2 separate regions of the Homo sapiens genome follow, and region 1 is linked to region 2. Evidence: chromatin loops called from intact Hi-C (ENCODE). Cell type or tissue: OCI-LY7. All regions are shown on one strand. Each heading gives the region's core, and the rest is flanking DNA. Links, peaks and the distances in the headings are about the cores only.

The links. Peaks named below come from ENCODE experiments on the same cell type or tissue, not always from the same donor. Only the 100,000 strongest peaks of a DNase experiment are listed, where the experiment ranks them.
Region 1: a loop joins it to region 2, with 6 times the contacts of the local background. A loop is called at or near these places in 4 of 110 quality-filtered maps.

The regions. Positions count from the first base shown.
Region 1 is chr6:150,187,968-150,190,884 of GRCh38, forward strand. The region is part of intron 1 of PPP1R14C (protein phosphatase 1 regulatory inhibitor subunit 14C); the gene reads left to right. Among named protein-coding and RNA genes, the nearest start is that of PPP1R14C, 46 kb to the left of the region's middle. RefSeq lists a silencer at 1,784-1,989. In OCI-LY7, for the core only: CTCF peaks have their summits at 1,384 and 1,415; a DNase peak (open chromatin) is centred at 1,404.
Region 2 is chr6:150,079,334-150,082,250 of GRCh38, forward strand. No RefSeq gene overlaps it. Among named protein-coding and RNA genes, the nearest start is that of ULBP3, 12 kb to the left of the region's middle. In OCI-LY7, for the core only: CTCF peaks have their summits at 1,492 (motif pointing right) and 1,698; a DNase peak (open chromatin) is centred at 1,508.

The DNA.
Region 1 (2,917 bases), core at 153-2,652, 110 kb after region 2:
ATAACCACATCACATTTAATCTGATCCTTTTCAATATTTTTTCACTCACACAGAAGACTCAACAATGTAAAAAAACTGAAGTAGAATATTATATTCTAACATAGTTTTAGTCACTGTTGGAGAAAGGTCTGTTTATTATCAGGGTTTCTTTATTTTATTGGGTGGTTGTTCTAATTTGTTGTTTTGTCAAAATTTAACCTTGTATTTATGTGCTTAAAACATTAAGGATCTCTAATTTAGAACAGATTAGTCTTCTGGATTAATTAGTCTTCTTCTAGATTTGCTGGTTTGATGGTGAAATAATGTATTTTCATGAATCTTCTTTTGGTAATAGCTTAATTAAATGATCAGACAAATGTTTATACAACACATTCTAAAATCATACATTTTGTTCAGAAGAGATTGAAGGTGAATTGGAATTTTAAAAAGACCCTTCTGTGCTCAGGGCATGCCTTCCTGATGGGCGGGTCCTGCGGAAGATTGATCGGTGTGGGAACAGAAGAACAGGAATTACCTTTTTTTTTTTTTTTTTTTTTTGAGACGGAGTCTCGCCCTATTGCCCAGGCTGGAGTGCAGTGAAGTAATCTCGGCTCACTGCAAGCTCTGCCTCCTGGGTTCATGCCATTCTCCTGCCTCAGCCTCCTGAGTAGCTGGGACTACAGGCGCCCACCACCACGCCCGGCTAATTTTTTGTGTTTTTAGTAGAGACAGGGTTTCACCATGTTAGCCAGGATGGTCTTGATCTCCTGACCTCATGATCCACCCGCCTAGGCCTCCCAAAGTGCTGAGATTATAGGTGTGAGCCACTGCGCCTGGCTAGGAATTACCTTCTTATGGGACATTTTTTCTTACAGGATTTTTTATTTTTTTATTTTTAATTTTTTAATTATTATTTATTTATTAATTTTTTAGACAGATTCTTGCTCTGTCACCCAGGCTGGAGTGCAATGGCATGATCTCGGCTCACTGCAACCTCTGCCTCCCAGGTTCAAGCAGTTCTCCTGCCTCAGCCTCCTGAGTAGCTGGGATCACAGGTGTGCGCCACCATGCCCGGCTAATTTTTGTATTTTTAGTAGAGACAGGATTTTGCCATTTTGGTCAGGCTGGTCTCAAACTCCTGACCTCAGGTGATCTGCCTGCTTCAGCATCTCAAAGTGCTGGGATTACAGGTGTGAGCCACCGCACCTGGCCCTTACAGGATGTTGTAATTAACCTTTGTTCACTCACTAAATTCCTCCTTCTTGTAAGTTCTTTTTTCTGGACAGCACTGAGATCAATCCGTGAGGGTCTGTGTACTCCCTTCTCCTCGAAAGCACCAGGTGAAGGGTGATGCATTTAAACTATTTGATAGCACTCTCCACCCCTCACACCCCATTTCTTAATCTATTTCTGTTGACACAGCGCCACCCCAGACAGGGATCATAATGCAATAGAGCAGATGTCAGTGTTCCTTCATGACTTGCTCTACATTCTAGTCCCATTTCTCAGGGCCACTGTTATTGGATTTGAGCGAGAGTCTAGCCTCTTGATTGGATAAGGAAGACACCTGGCTATCCTTGATTGCATTTGGAAAACATTCTGCTTTTTTTTTTTGTGGAAGATTGAGAAATACTCTAGTCTCATCTTCAATATAGTATCAAGTCATCTTTTATGTTGGAGGCTTTCTGTTGATGGCTAAACTCGTCATTTTGATATTGATTGCTTTTGCTTTTCTTTCGGTAGAGAACATTTCTGACTTTATATTCTAGGATTGCTCCCATTTGAAACCTTCGAAACCTTTCTTCAGACTGATACAGAATGCTTTATTATCAAGCACACCTCTGGATAAAACTGTGGATTCCTTGGCACCAACAGCCACAGTTTGGAATCTTGACCCTGAGTAGTTCTAACTGAATCCAGCAGCTTCTACTCACCTTTCTGTTCTTTTAAATGGGTCACATAAATCTGTCCCCCAACCCCCCAACACAGAACCCCTCCAGGCATCTACAGGAGGGTGAAAGCTGATGGTCACCCTTCAGCAAGGCTTTCTTAGGTGCGTAGCCTGCCCTTGATTCCAACTTGTAAGTTAAAGGTGAGAAAAGGATGATTTTGGTCAAATTCTCCCTTGATGCCTGACCCAGGGCAAACCATGTCACCTTTCTTATCCTTCTGCATGCTATATTTTGAGGTTCTGTCTCATGGCTTAAAATGCTGTCTATATACTGGTGAATCACAAATGTATATCTCTAGCCTGGACGCGTTTATGAAACTTTATTCTTATATCTCCAACTTCCTCTTCAATGTCTCCACCTGAACACTTAGTAAGAAGCTCAGCCTTAGTATGCCCAAAGCCCAGCCCCTGATCTTCAACCCCACTTTTCTCCACGGCACTTCCTCCCCACTTTATGCATGTTAGGAATGGCAACTTTATCCTAACAGTTGTTCAAGGCAGAAACCTTAAAGTCATCCTAGATCTCTGTATTTTGCCTTTTTTTTTTTTTGAGATGGAGTCTCTCTGTCACCAGGCTGAAGTGCAGTTGCATGATCTCAGCTCACTGTAACCTCCGCCTCCCAGGTTCAAGCGATTCTCCTGCCTCAGCCTCCCAAGTAGCTGGGACTACAGGCGCATGCCAGCACACCCAGCTAATTTTTGTATTTTTAGTAGAGACGGTGTTTCACAATGTTGGCCACGACGGTCTTGATTTCTTGAGCTCGTGATCCACTCTCCTCGGCCTCTTAAAGTGCTGGGATTACTGCGGTGAGCCACCACACCCAGCGTATTTTGCATTCTGTAGTCAATTTGTCAGCAAATCCCATTGGCTCTACCTTCAAAATAGACCCAGAGTCTGTCCTTCTCTACCTTGGTCCATACCACTAAGTTCTCTTGCTTGTATTACTTTTGCAGCCCCTACCTGCCCTCCCTTCTTCCTCTCTTGCT
Region 2 (2,917 bases), core at 314-2,813:
TGCTTATATCAGGCACTTTGTAGCTATAAAATTGCTTGAATTTTGCTGCAGGAATTGAGATATTTTGGGACATTCAGAAGCCTTGAACCTGGACTGCCTTCTGTTTGAAGACTGGTTGATCTTCAGTCCACCTTTACTCCGAGGGTCCAGTCCCACTCTTGGCAGACTCTGGACTCCAACATCTGTTTGCATAGCCCCATGAAGCCATCCAAAGCCCATGTGAGCCACTAGGATCAAAAGGCTGCTGACTCTTTACCACATCACTACTGCCACAGTTAGGAAGCCACCAAGACAAGGAAGGAATCCATCCATAATCAGAAACCTACCACCCTCAGAAGCCACATCCGCTGTTGCCTGCTCCAGACCCCACTGTGCCTGCGAAGATTTTCAGCTTCAAAGTGGATGCCACGTGCCCTGCTCTCAGCACCTCAGAGCCAGCGACCAGAGCCCAAGACCTCAGCTAATGCTGCCCAGAAACCTGAATATCTCCCCTGCTGGGCTTGGCAGCAAGAGCAGCAGATGCCTGGTCCCTGCTGCAATTCCCCCACATTAGAGTGACTGAATCTGCACCACATCCTGACTCTGGTTGTAAAGGAGTCTGGGAAATGTAGTTTTTAGCTTTCCTGTTTCTGTAGTATAGGAAGGCACAGCAGAAAGCAGGTGAATGGATTTATCCTTCCCCCATCTGCCCTCCAAGTACATACAATTATAATACCATTTGGTTTAAGTTTCAAAATATGCAAAATGATACCATATCTTGCTTACTGATATATCATACACGTGTAAATTCATGTACATCCATACACCTGTATCCATGTATCTACATATGTGCATATCCATATCTAAGTATACAATTGCCACAAAGACAGTAAGATCAGTAGTGGTTTCAAGCACCGGCCCTGCAGTCAGACTGCCTGCTTCAAAACCTGTGTTTGTGTGACATGGAGCATGCACGTTTCCTCAGTCTTGATTGCAAAGCTTATGCTTCTCTGTGTGTAAAATAGGCATCATGATAGTACCCACCTCAATATATTGCTGTGGGCCTCAAATAAGCCAATGCCTGTAATAGACTTAGCATGGTGCTTGGCTCGTGGTAATAAATACTCAGTGAATTGTAGCTCTTTCCATCATAGATAGCAGAAGGCCTAGGTGGTCAACCCAACTCACTGTATCAGCCTGACAAGCCACTTAACTCCTCCGGGTGTTCATTTCTTGTCTTTCAGATGAGGCAGTTGCCCTAAATGAGGTGAGTTCCTAAGCCAATGTCTCCAGGTCCTTAGGGGAGAGTGAGGTTATTTCCTTGGCATTTTATGGTGGGCATTGGAGAATCTGGCTTCCAGAGTTTTTATTGTTATTTTTTTCTTACAAACTCTTGTCGTTCTAACTTATCTCTAGATGCTACCTGAGAGAAACAGAAGATAAAACTACCACCAGGACGCACCAGCAGCATGACACAGGGCCAGTGACTTCGGCTGCTAAAATCAAGACGTACACCAGAGGGCGCTGCAGTTAAAGAGCGAGGCAGAGGTGAGCGGGCTGCCCGGGTCCAGTCTCCTAGGGTCTAGAAAAGCTATGAGCACAGGCCTTGGGGAGGCGGTAGGAGGACCTGAGGCTTCCATGAAAACCAAGGGCAAACATACTGTTTCATTCAGGCTTCGGCTACCTGGATGTGTGTTCCTCGGGAGAGTGGTTGTGTGTGGTTTTCGCACACCGATATGGATTGTTCTTATAAAGCTGAAAGGGCCACGTTCATAAAACAAAAATAAATAACAAAAATAAAAGCTTTTATCTTTTGCTGTGAATTCTTTTTTTTTTTTTTTTCTGAGACGGAGTCTCGCTCTGTCACCCAGGCTGGAGTGCAGTGGCGGGATCCCGGCTCACTGCAAGCTCCGCCTCCCGGGTTCACACCATTCTCCTGCCTCAGCCTCCCGAGTAGCTGGGACTACAGGTGTCCGCCACCGCACCGGCTAATTTTTTTGTATTTTTAGTAGAGGTGGGGTTTCACCGTGTTAGCCAGGATGGTCTCGATCTCCCGACCTCGTGATCCGCCTGCCTCGGCCTTCCAAATTACAGGCATGAGCCACCGCGCCGGGCCATGAATTCTTAAATAATGAAAAGTGCCTGCAGACTTCTCCTACTCGGTGAATGAGAAAATGTCCATGTTGGCACCCCGTCAAGAGGATAGGTTTTCACAGTACTTAGGGGAGACAACCTCCAGAAATAAAATAACCTTGTGGCAGTTTACTCACAGTGACTTCAGTCCTCAGGGAAAATATGGGCTCAACAAACTGTACACTAGGACTATAATAAATATTGGAGATGGATAATAATTAAAATATAATTTCAGTTAGTTGAAATATTATTCCATCAAACCATTTTTAACTCCAATACAGATATACTTTTTGAAAAAAAAAATGGAAATACAGGCAACTTCATAGAAAAAAGGCCCTCATAAATGTTAAATTTAAATTTTTTTTTTTTTTTTTTTTTAGACAGGGTCTCTCTCTGTCACCCAGGCAATCTCAGCTCACTGCAAACTCTGCCTCCTGGGCTCATGCAATCCTCTTGCCTCAGCCCCCAACCCCCAACCCCCACCCCCTCGCGGCAGTAGCTGAAATTACAGGCATGTACCACCACACCCAGCTAATTTTTGTATTTTTAGTAGAGATAGCATTTCACCATGTTGGCCAGGCTGGTCTTGAACTTCTGGCCTCAAGCGATTTGTTCACCTCGGCCTCCCTAGAAAACATTTAAATTATCTCTTGATAGCTGTTTGTGTGAGAGGTGTTTATACTGTCGTGTGCTGTTTTTTCTGTTAACATAATTTCAAGAAAACAAATGAAGATTTTTATGCAAATAACCTTTTATAATACAATAAACTGCCCTTATGGAGGTTCAGAAATGATGAAAGTTAGGC